Regions from separate parts of the Homo sapiens genome. Here region 2 is linked to region 1. Evidence: read pairs that join two places in POLR2A ChIA-PET (ENCODE). Cell type or tissue: PC-9. All regions are shown on one strand. Each heading gives the region's core, and the rest is flanking DNA. Links, peaks and the distances in the headings are about the cores only.

Evidence for each region. Peaks named below come from ENCODE experiments on the same cell type or tissue, not always from the same donor. Only the 100,000 strongest peaks of a DNase experiment are listed, where the experiment ranks them.
Region 2: POLR2A ChIA-PET joins it to region 1 with 6 read pairs; 3 of 35 experiments call an interaction of 5 or more read pairs at or near these places.

Annotation. Positions count from the first base shown.
Region 1 is chr3:197,335,058-197,340,431 of GRCh38, forward strand. LOC101926923 (a long non-coding RNA gene) reads left to right here. Exons shown (of 3, transcript XR_001740580.2): 2 at 2,641-2,772; 3 at 3,788-3,878. It also overlaps the pseudogene LOC124906373. Among named protein-coding and RNA genes, the nearest start is that of DLG1, 39 kb to the left of the region's middle. In PC-9, for the core only: no CTCF peak of the experiment used is centred there; DNase peaks (open chromatin) are centred at 2,794 and 4,844; H3K27ac peaks cover 1,036 bases.
Region 2 is chr3:197,416,125-197,421,498 of GRCh38, forward strand. It overlaps LOC105374308 (a long non-coding RNA gene), which reads right to left. Exons shown (of 5, transcript NR_189108.1): 4 at 4,856-4,954; 5 at 1-2,105. Among named protein-coding and RNA genes, the nearest start is that of LINC02012, 91 kb to the right of the region's middle. RefSeq lists an enhancer at 1,787-2,302 and a silencer at 1,914-2,208. In PC-9, for the core only: no CTCF peak of the experiment used is centred there; no DNase peak of the experiment used is centred there.

The DNA of each region.
Region 1 (5,374 bases), core at 137-5,136:
CGCCACCACGCCTAGCTAATTTTTGCATTTTTTAGTAGAGACGGGGTTTCACCATTTAGCCAGGCTGGTCTTGAACTCTTGACCTCAGATGATCCACCAGCCTCGGCCTCCCAAAGTGCTGGGATTACAGGCATGAGCCACCACGCCCGGCCCCCAGGACACCTTCCTTATATATTTTCCTTGCATCCATTTTGCCACTATGGCTCTAGGAAAGGGAAAATGATGAATGGCATCTCGGGAAAGAGGAGAATGTGGTATAGGAAGCAGATCTGTAAACAGCAGAGGGGACAGGAACCCTTTCAACATCAAGGTGGCATGGAGAAGGGGTTTGTGGGGAGTGGGAGGCAAGAGGGAAGGGAAGGAGGAGGGCAAGTGGCCAGACACTTGTGGCCTGGCTCACTGGCCGGGCCGAACCCACAGGGAGAAGATTAGAAGTGAGTTCAGCAGGGGGAATTTCCAAGAGTGGTTTGTATCCCCTCCTGCTAAAGAAATCCTGGGAGGAGACTGCCCTGCGGACGGCCTCACAGTGACCTGGGTGGCCTCGCGGAGAGACAGCTGGCCTGAGGAAGGACTACGCCTCGCCTCTGTGCTCCCCAGCCTGATCTGGAAGCCTCTGAGGGCCCACTGGGGAAAGCAGAAGGTCACTGAGAGGTCAGCTGAGGGCAGCAGTCCTCTATGGCAAGGGGGAGGTGACCCACAGCAGATGCTGTGACGATTGTCCACACCACAAGACACAGGTGGAGGCCCAGGTTGGCTGTACTGGGAAAAGCTGGGGCGGCACAGAACCAGCAGCAAGAAGAAGGGGAGAGGGGTGAACACCAGGCCTCAGATGAGCCCAGGGCCAAGAGAACAGACATGTCCTCTGGCACGGACTTTAGCTGCAGGTGTGAACTGGGCCCTGGGAGCAGGCACACGAGGGACTTCTCCTCCTAAGGTGGCGAGAACTCAGGGGATGGGACAAGGACTAGCCTTCCTGCAGGGAGGAGGGAAAGAGGAAAGCTCAGAGAAGGACAAACAGGCCTGGAAGGAAGTTTGAGCCTTGAATTATTGGAACACAGTACTGTTCAAAAGAAATAGACAACGGAAAAAACAAAGACAGAAACAGAAATTCTTTTTACCTCCCTTCCCCGGCAAAAAACATGAGATCTTTGACTTGACAAGTTTTTGTTTGTTTCCTGCTCTTCAGTGGGATTTGGGATTCTAGAGGACAAAATGATCAGTTACAGAAAACGAAGTACCCACCAATTATCCACATCTGATAGGCTGGGTATAAACTGACAGCCCTCACTCCATGAACTTTGTAAACTTGGGTTACCTACTTAATTTCTTCTAGCCTCAGCTTCTTCATCTACAAAATGAGAATCAGACTGCTTCATACGGGTTGTTGTGAGTATTACATGAAATGACACATGCCCAGCTCTCTGGGGAAAGTGCCCATGTAGCTGGACCCATTAATGGTTGCATAACATCGTTACTTAGCTTCCACGAGCTTCATTTTCTTCCTCTGTAACTAGGAACTGCGATATCTATCTCACACAGCAGGTATGCAGACAGTGTAACTTCTCTTTCCCTTCTACTCCCTGTCTGAAGAGTACAGTTTCTCTTTCTCAGCATCTCCAAATATATTAATCTCCCTTCATGTATTCACTCAATAGTATTTGCTGGGTTTCTGCTCTGTTCAGAGTTTTCTCCTGAGGGTTTCCAGGATGATGCATACGCAATGTTGATCCTTCTCAAAGAGCTTCCTAGTCAGCTGGTGGAGGGATAGGGGCTGGTATTCTTACTTCTTTATTATAGAAGGGAAAAATGATGAGACACACAGCAAAACCTCTGCGTTCACTTAGAAGAGGCAGCGTTTACTTCCAGTTAGAAGTGAGGGAGTGCTTCCCACATAACATGGCATTTGAACAGGGCCTTGCTGCCAGTATTGAGGGCAATGGGGAGACAGAAATAGATGAACTGGACCTTGAAAAATGAGAAATACTTGGCCATGTGGAGATTGGGGAGGGCAGTCTAGGCAAAGAATTGCACACACAATGGCACAGTGTAGGGTGTGATTTGAGAATGGGTGGGTGGTTCTCTGATCTGTGACTAGATCAGAGAAGGTAAGAGGTTAGGGGATAATAGTAACCTGAAGAGTTAGGTACAGGCCTGATATGATGGGTTCATGATGCTACCAAGCTAACAGTCATCGACTTGTCACGTTTCTAATATTATTTTGTGAAAGGAAGGAGAAGGGAGGAGGAGCTAGAATTTATTGAGCCCCAGATACATGCGAGCCCCTGCACTGAGACTACTGCTCTTTAGATAGTATGTCTACACCTCATGATCATGCTGGGAAGTAGATATTTACAGAGGGGGAAACTGAGGTTCAGAGAGGTTAAGTAACTCACTCAAGCTCACACAGCTAGAAAGTAGTCCATCCAGAATCAAATCTGGGTTTGTCTGATCCAAAGCCAGTGCTTCGAGGGCCTCCGTACTTACCTACTCCACCTGCTGCCTCATGGAAACACCCCTCTTTCCAGCTCCTGTGTTTATGGAAGTTATGTGTCATGTTCTGTTACCGATCAATTAGCAGGAAGGGTGGCCTTACCCAATCCGAGGAATTGAGGCTCAGTGGGGTGTTCTTTTTGGTTCTAGAATTCAAGATCATGGAAAACTGCCAGAAGGAAATGGGTCTTCTCCTCTCCCAAATGGTCCCATAACTAGTCTGGCCACCTTGAGCCATCCAAGAGGAGAATGTGGTCAGGGACCGTGACTCAGCTTAAGAAGGTAATGGGAGCTTACATGCGGAAAACCCCAAGATGCTTTCATCTGCTGTGTATTTATGCTCCATTAAGCCCCAGGGGATTATATTTTGAGGTGCCTCTTAAGTCAGGATATAGGATGGACTAATGTTTATTATTTGTGATAGGGTGCCTAAGGGAGAAGGCTCAGAAATGCCTGTCTCCTTAGCTGGAAGTGACAAAATGAGAACCGAGACATTTTGGTTTTTGCACCACAAAGCCTTTCTCTGGGGAATGAGACAAGATCGGAGCACATGAGCTTTGGAGAAGTGATGGATCCTTTCCTGAAACTGAGGCTCAGAGAGACATGCTGTCTTATCCAAGCTCATCAGATGGAAACAGGCAGAGTCAACATGGGAACCCAAGTATTATGGCTCCTGGCTTTCTTACTGAGCCGCACAAAGCAGAATACACTTACCTAACGGGAGCACTAAAAACTACTCTCTTAATGGGCTACAATTGGTTTTACTAGAAGCATCGATTTTTTTTTTTTTTTTTTTTTTGAGATGGAGTCTCGCTCTGTCGCCCAGGCTGGAGTGCAGTGGCGCGATCTTGGCTCATGCAACCTCTGCCTCCCGGGTTCAAACGACTCTTCTGCCTCAGCCTCCCCAGTAGCTGGGATTATAGGCACCCACCACCATGCCCGGCTAATTTTTGTATTTTTAGTAGAGACGGGGTTTCACCATACTGGTCAGGCTGGTCTCAAACTCCTGACCTTGTGATCTGCCTGCCTCAGCCTGCCAAAGTGCTGGCATTACAGGTGTGAGCCACCGCGCCCGGCAGAAACAATAGTAATATCTAGTCCAATTACCTCATTTATAGATGAGAACACTTAGGCTCAGAATAGGAAACTGACTTGCTTAAGGTCACAATAATTTTAGCAGTAGAGGCTGGTGTAGGTCACAGATCAGCTGCCTGTGGTCAGCACTGACAGCTCTTTCCACGAATGTTTAATATTAAGTTCCACTGACTGTGACATATATCTCTATCTCTGTCTACAGCTACATTTATATCTATATCTACACACATGTTCTACCGACTATGACCACACCACCATGGCCCATGCCCATACACCCACGTGTGAACCAAGAGGTAATCAGCCACTTCCTTACCTTTATTTTTTTATTTTTTTGTTTTTCATTTCTGAGAGAGTCTCATTCTGCCACCCAGGCTGGAGTGCAGTGGTGTGATCTTGGCTCACCACAACCTCTGCCTCCCGGGTTCAAGTGATTCTCCTGCCTCAGCCTCCCGAGTAGCTGGGGCCTCCCTGGCTCAAGCGATTCTCCTGCCTCAGCCTCCCGAGTAGCTGGGACTACAGGCGCACCCCCCACACCCAGCTAATTTTTGTATTTTTAGTAGAGACGGGGTTTCGCCATGTTGGCCAGGCTGGTCTTGATCTCCTCACCTCAGGTGATCCACCTGCTTCGGCCTCCCAAAGTGCTGGGATTACAGGCATGAGCCACCATGCCAGCCCACTTCCTTACCTTTAAACTGGCATATCTTTCCAGTTTTATAAAGGGGATAAAAATGTCTCTTAATTTTAAAGCATTTAAAAGCAACCAGTGAAAGAAAATCCCCAGATATTTGCTACCTTTTTTTCTTTCTCTTTTTCACATCAGGCAGGTAATGTGCCGATGACGACGTCTACAAGGTTTGAGGGAGGCACCTCTCAAAACCGAATCATCATGCTTGCAAACTACAAAAGACTCTTTCTTGGTACTTTTCTTGTTTGAAAGTACCTACATTTTGGGGCTCAAGACTCAGAAAGTCAGAGTGGAGAGTTGGGTGCCATGCTCCATTCTGCTTTTCCTGAAGTGCCTCAAATGCTAGGCAGAGTCCCTGCACTCTCCGTGATAGGAATCTCCTCTGTGGCCAAAATTGGGCCTCCGTTTTTTTCACCGCAGGAATATACATGTCCTCATGGCCGTCTCCTGCCTGGGCAGCAGCGAAGCCTCCCCAGACTGCTCTGCCCTGTGGAAGAAAAGGCCTAGGTCCTGCTGTTTTCCCAGTCTCCTTTCCTGGGAGGTGGCCATGACTCGCTCCCATTAACCTGGGCAGAGGCTGTTTCCCATCTCTTCCTGCATGAGTTACTTCATGGAGCCTCGGAGGAGGAGCCCTGGACTCTGCTCGCCTGGGATTCCTGCTGTTCTACCCACTGTCCACCCAGAAGCTCCCTTCCCCGGGTCTGACATGACTTTCTCTTCTGAGCCAGGCCCAGCAGGAAGGATGCGTTTGTGTTCGGCCCTGCATTCCTGCAGTGTCCCTCGGGTGTGTGGCTGGAAATGATTTGTGTAAGGCACTCAGCCAGCCTCCCTTTTAATCACTCCCATACTCACAGACAGAGGGAATCCCAGCCCCTCACCCAGGAGAGGGAAGGAACCTCCTTCATTTTGACAGGGCCTCCCTCCGTGGTGGGGTAAGCAGTGATTCTGGTCTCCAGGAAAGATGCTTCCAAGAGCCTCTTTCTCTGAGGCCTAATTATGAAATCGATATCTTCAGGAACCCCTCCTCCTTCCCTGGAGCTTCTGCAGGCAGACACTGCCCAGATAATGTTCAAACATGCATTGACCCGGCAGGGCTTCCTGAGC
Region 2 (5,374 bases), core at 311-5,310, 81 kb after region 1:
TAGCAAACAGACCCAGGTGTTGTCTTTTTTTTTTTTGACTTGCAAATATTTCGGATTTGTTTGGACAGCAGATTTCTTTCCAGGTTTTTGGAACGCTGAAGTCACTGACACATGGCTATGGAGATATACTGTAGCTGAGTGCAAACATCCCTGATTCCTAGTACAGTCAAACCTGCGTTTTAGGCCATGGTGGGTACAGGGAGGGATGAGCCTGACGTGGAACTGTCCCGGGGGCTGCCGAGAATGGCACTTTTCTGTCTGCAGAGACCTTGAAGAGGAGATCTGAACAAGGTGTATCATCATTTGTCTTGAGCCCTCTCACTCCCCACCTCTCCCCTTACCCTGTCCCAGGGACAGGCTGATTCTACTTCAGATCTCTATTCAGCATTGTTCCCCTTTTGGGAATAGTAATGGAACAGCCTAGATCCCGGGGCATCGTCCTGCCAAATTTCTAGTCTGAGTCTAGCCCCACTTACCATTAGGCTCCCATTAGCCTGTTAGGCCCTCTTATCTAAAGGGCACATATGAAGCAAGACGCAGTCTGGGGAGAACTGGCTGCCAAAGCCAGACACCTTGGGATCCTGCTCATTATTGTGACCTCCCTCATCCCTGAGTTAAAGTCTTAATCTGTGCATACTCGGTGGAAACTTATTTGTCCAAAGTTGTTTGTCTATGTTATTGCTTTAGGGCCTCCAAAGATCTGGCCAAGTTAGGTGGCATTAGAACAAGTATCTTGGCTGGGCGCAGTGGCTCATGCCTGTAATCCCAGCACTTTGGGAGGCTGAGGCTGGCAGATCACGAGGTCAGGAGATCGAGACCATCCTGGCCAACATGGTGAAACCCTGTCTCTACTAAAAATACAAAAATTAGCCAGGTGTGGTGGTGCGTACCTGTAGTCCCAGCTACTAGAGAGGCTGAGGCAGGAGAATCCCTTGAACCTGGCAGGTGGAGGTTGCAGTGAGCCAAGATCGTATCACTGCACTCCAGCCTGGTGACAGAGCAAGACTCCATCTCAAAAAAAAAAAAAAGAGCAAGTATCTCTATTTTTGTTCTCTTCCTGTGCAACTTGGTTGCACTATATAGTTGTACCTTTCTGTTGGTTTTATTTGATTCCAAGAGTGATGATCTTAAGTTTTATATAAATATTAAATATTAAATTTGCCTGCTTGGTGTGCAAGCAAAACCTCTAATCATTAATTTTGGTCAAGTTTAAAACAGAGATTCCCATTTATGGCGCACGTCGGTATAAACACGGCAGCTTTATAAAAATTCCCATGCCTGAGGCCCATCCCCCCAAAATCTATTTTAATTGATTTGGAGTAGGGCCTGGGTATTGATTTTTTTTCTTTTGTTTTTAAAAAGCTCCCTGATGATTCTGTTTGCAGCCAGAATTGAGAGCCGTTGTTCTGAATGATGCCTGAGAAGAGTGTTAATCTGGCGTGTGTCGGGGCAAGGGGAGGCACGGTCGAGGGAGGTGTTAAACTGAGTTGGCTGACTTGTTTTGTCTGTCTTCAGCCCAGTAGCTGGACAGGAACAAAGTCAAGACTACAGTGCAGTTATGTAAGGCTTGAGGATAAGCCTCTTCCACTAAAACTGACTCATTACTGTGTGTATATTCCATTTAAAGCAATCTAGAGCAATAATGTGGAAATACTGGGTGAGAGCCACGTTTTGTGAATATGGTTAGGGCCCAATAATGGTCAATAATCATTCTATGACCAGAATGGAGAAGTGACAGTAAAAAAGAACTCTCCCATTTAAAATAATCTGCACTGGAAATGCCCCAGTGTTTCTCGTAATACCGGCTGATACTGAGCCCAGTAACACACTCATATTGCCTTGAATTTCAAGACAGCACTGTGGTGATCTCTGATGATTCGAGGCTCACATTTTGCCATCTCTTGCACCCGAGCTGAACTTCTGGCTCAGTGTGTCTGAAGGCAGAGTGGGAAGACAATTCAGGTAGCAGAGAAGTGAACAAAGGACATTCCCTGAATAGGCGAATTCAAGCTCGTTAGCAGTTAGTTAGCCTGGAATGAGGCTGATCATCTGTCGGCGGAATTTTTCAGGAGCTGCAAATGGTTGGAATCTTTGTTTTCCTTTTCCTGGGAAAGAGAGGTCCATTAGCTCTCCAGCTGCATTAGAGCTTAATTTATTTTGTTTTGTTTTGGTTTTTAACACTGTAGAGGGGACAGTACATTCCAAATGTTAGAGGACAGCTAAGGGAGATTCGTCCTCTTTAGAGGGTATCATTAAGCATATGGTGCCTCACAGGGATGGGGAAGGCAGTGCACAGGCAGGAGCCAAGACAGGGATTAGCTCATAGAAGGCGGCTGGCTGGATATAGGAAGAGCTGCCAGGTAAAGGGACCCAAGCTTGGGACTTAAAGCTCAGGTCTAGTCGTGTTTTTAAAGAGTTGTCATCTTTCAAACATACAAGGGTAAAGATTTAGGAACTGCCCTCAGGAATGAGATGCATGAAACTCACAGACAAACCGAAATCCCAGAATCTTTGGTACCTAGTGGACATTTCCCTGGGGCTGACTCCTGGGCGGGGTGTCTGCTGCCCTCCACTAACAGCCAGGGAGCCCAGCCCTTGGTATAGGATTCCTGGGCAGGGTGTCTGCTGCCCTCCACTAACAGCCAGGGAGCCCAGCCCTTGGTATAGGAGTACAGGCTGAAGTGCCCAGGGGTTTACCCGATCCCACAGTTTTAGAGGCAAGAAGCTGACATTTAAGGCTTGAATAGTGCTCCTTTTCTAAGTAAATGACAACCTGGAGAAAGGTCTAACTGAGCCAGGTGTTCGACATTTTCAAACTGACTTTCTTTTCAAAGAGACCTGGAAGATTGACTCCCATCGTACTCTCTCCCAGCCTCCCGGTGGAAAGGGAGTCCCTAGTCCCATTGTGGCTCCAGAATGTGACAAAGGCACAGGCACAGGCTCAGCTTGGCTTAGCCTGCTGTCCCTTCCCGAAGGCTGTGTCTTCAGTGGGATGAGAAAGACTTTGGCAGAGGCTTTTAGGCTATGAACAGGCCAGGTGCATTTAGTCAGCAGTGTAAGCTAATACCAGAAAAGATGAAGTAGAGAAAGGCGCTGTGAAATTGCCACCTGAGGCAGAACCATATGAGGCTGAATCCAGGGGAGACCCTGTTTCTCATGGCCCTTGCCTGATGGTCATGATAAATTAAATACAAACACCTACCCATATGCTAGAAATTGATTTCAACTCCTTTACCAAATAAGCAAAATATCGGCATCGATTATGTATAGTTAGATCTCTGTTTGCCAATCAATCTTCTTCTGCAATCCCCGATCTGCGCTAGACAGAGCAAACCCCTTCTCTGTGCCACCTGAGCAGTGCTTTAGTTGGACTCTGCTATGCTCACTGCTTCGGACAGGGAAAGTGACTCTCCCAGGCTACAGTGGACCTGTAACTTACTCATCTTGCATCCTCAGCAGTGGAAGGCTCTTGGTGAACGTCAATGGAATGAACCTGTGTGTGCATGTAGTCCATCTATTATCTCTAATAAACACTGAAAGCCAAAGAACAAGGATGGAGTAATCAGGAAACAGAGAGAGAGGTATCATCAGGTAACCAGGAGGAGTAATCAGGAAATAGAGAGAGAGGTATCATCAGGTAACCAGGAGGTAGAGGCGTAAGGTTGAAACATATGAAATCATTCATAGCCAGTTAGTTTCTCTTCTAACTGACCTTCTAAGTGACCTTCTAAGTGACCTTCTCCTGGTCACCTCACTCCCCACATCCCCAAAGGAGGAAGTGCAGTGGACAGGTGTTGGCTGAGAGTCCAGAGGACCTGGATCAAGAGTCAGGAGGGTGGGCTTCTCTCTAATTGAACGTGTGGCTTGGAGTCAGTTCCTCTCCTTTTCTGGGCTTCAGTTTCCCCTTCTCTAGAAGAAGAATAGACTAGGTGGCCTCTCAAAGTCTTTACAGCTCTGATATTTTGTAATTTTATGTATCTAATGCTATAATTCCAAAGTATTAAAGAAAAGGGCAGTGCCCCATGGTTTGAGGGGCAGAGACTATAGCACAGATTGCACCAAACCCTGAATTTACCCAGCAGCCTTTGGCCCTGGAGGACCTAAGTGAGTTTCAGCCTGAAAACACTCAGTGTTTCCAATGCCAGACCCCAGCTGCACAAAATAGGAAAAATCTTGTTAGGAAATGACCACAGTCCCCTAGAGCTGTGGAAAACATTGCCTCAGACAAAAAGGACTTTTCCATTGGGAAAAAAAAATCAGCAGTATTGTGTCTGCTGATGCTGTCTGCCCAGGCGGTTCTCATCGAGTCCTGCCTACTCAGGTCCCTGGCTCTGGGGCAGTTCTTTTCCACTTCATGTTGGTCCTAATGGTAAATGCAGGTTGTTCTCCTCTTCTGGCCCCAACTGTCCCAGGAATCAGACTTGGAAGTCATTTTAAAATTCATCTTTGGACTGTCTGACTTTTCAATACTTCCTCCAGAGGCAAAAATCACAAAATGCTTTCACCGCAATGGGTCTCAGAAGTTATCTCGTGATACCTATTTAATCCCCTGTCTGTGGAGGAACATGACGTCCCAGGTAGGGAAGTGCATTGCTCAAGGTCACATAGAGAGGTCAGGGGACCTGGTCCTGAGCCCAGTTCAGGGTTCTTTCCATTTCCAAGCTGTCTCTAGCCACAGGGCCAATTCTCTTCTACCTTCCCACAGCAGATGTTTCCCAACCAACCAACTAGCCAACCAGCTAACCAACCTGCAAGTATTTCCTATAAGCCTTGGACTGTGCATTCTCTGATGCTCTGCTGTAAACGATTATTTTTTTACTGTTCCAAAATGCAGCAGTAAAGAGTAAGCACTCACCTTTGGGGGCAGAGCAGAACTGGCCTGCTTCTTTGAGTCCTGCTTCGATTTCTGGAGCTTAAACATAGTGTCCCATCATTCCTTGAAGACATGCAGCTGCTAAGAAAGAGTTGCATATTTGTAAGTGGGGGCCAGTGAGAGATGTCTGGTCAGACCCCAGTTCTGGGGCGGGGTGGCTTTGGTCTGAGTGGTGGTCAGACCTATGCAGGAAGCCGCACCAGGCAGAGAGGAGGCCTCGGCCCGCCCAGGTTCCCACCCAGGTGTCCACCCTGGTGCAGTCCCCTCTGTCTGCCACCACGAGGACCTCTTCCTGAGGTTCCAAAGTTGAGCCGAGTGTAGTCCTTGCCCAGTCGATGCTTTCTGGGCTCACTCTCTCAAAAAGGAAGTAGCCCCTTTTATTCTTAGACCACCACAGATGCAGACAAAGCCCGGATTTTAAAGAGGAAATTTCTACTAAAATAAAATAGAAAATAAACAAAACCTAGATAAGATTATATTTATAGACTATAATTTTCTAAA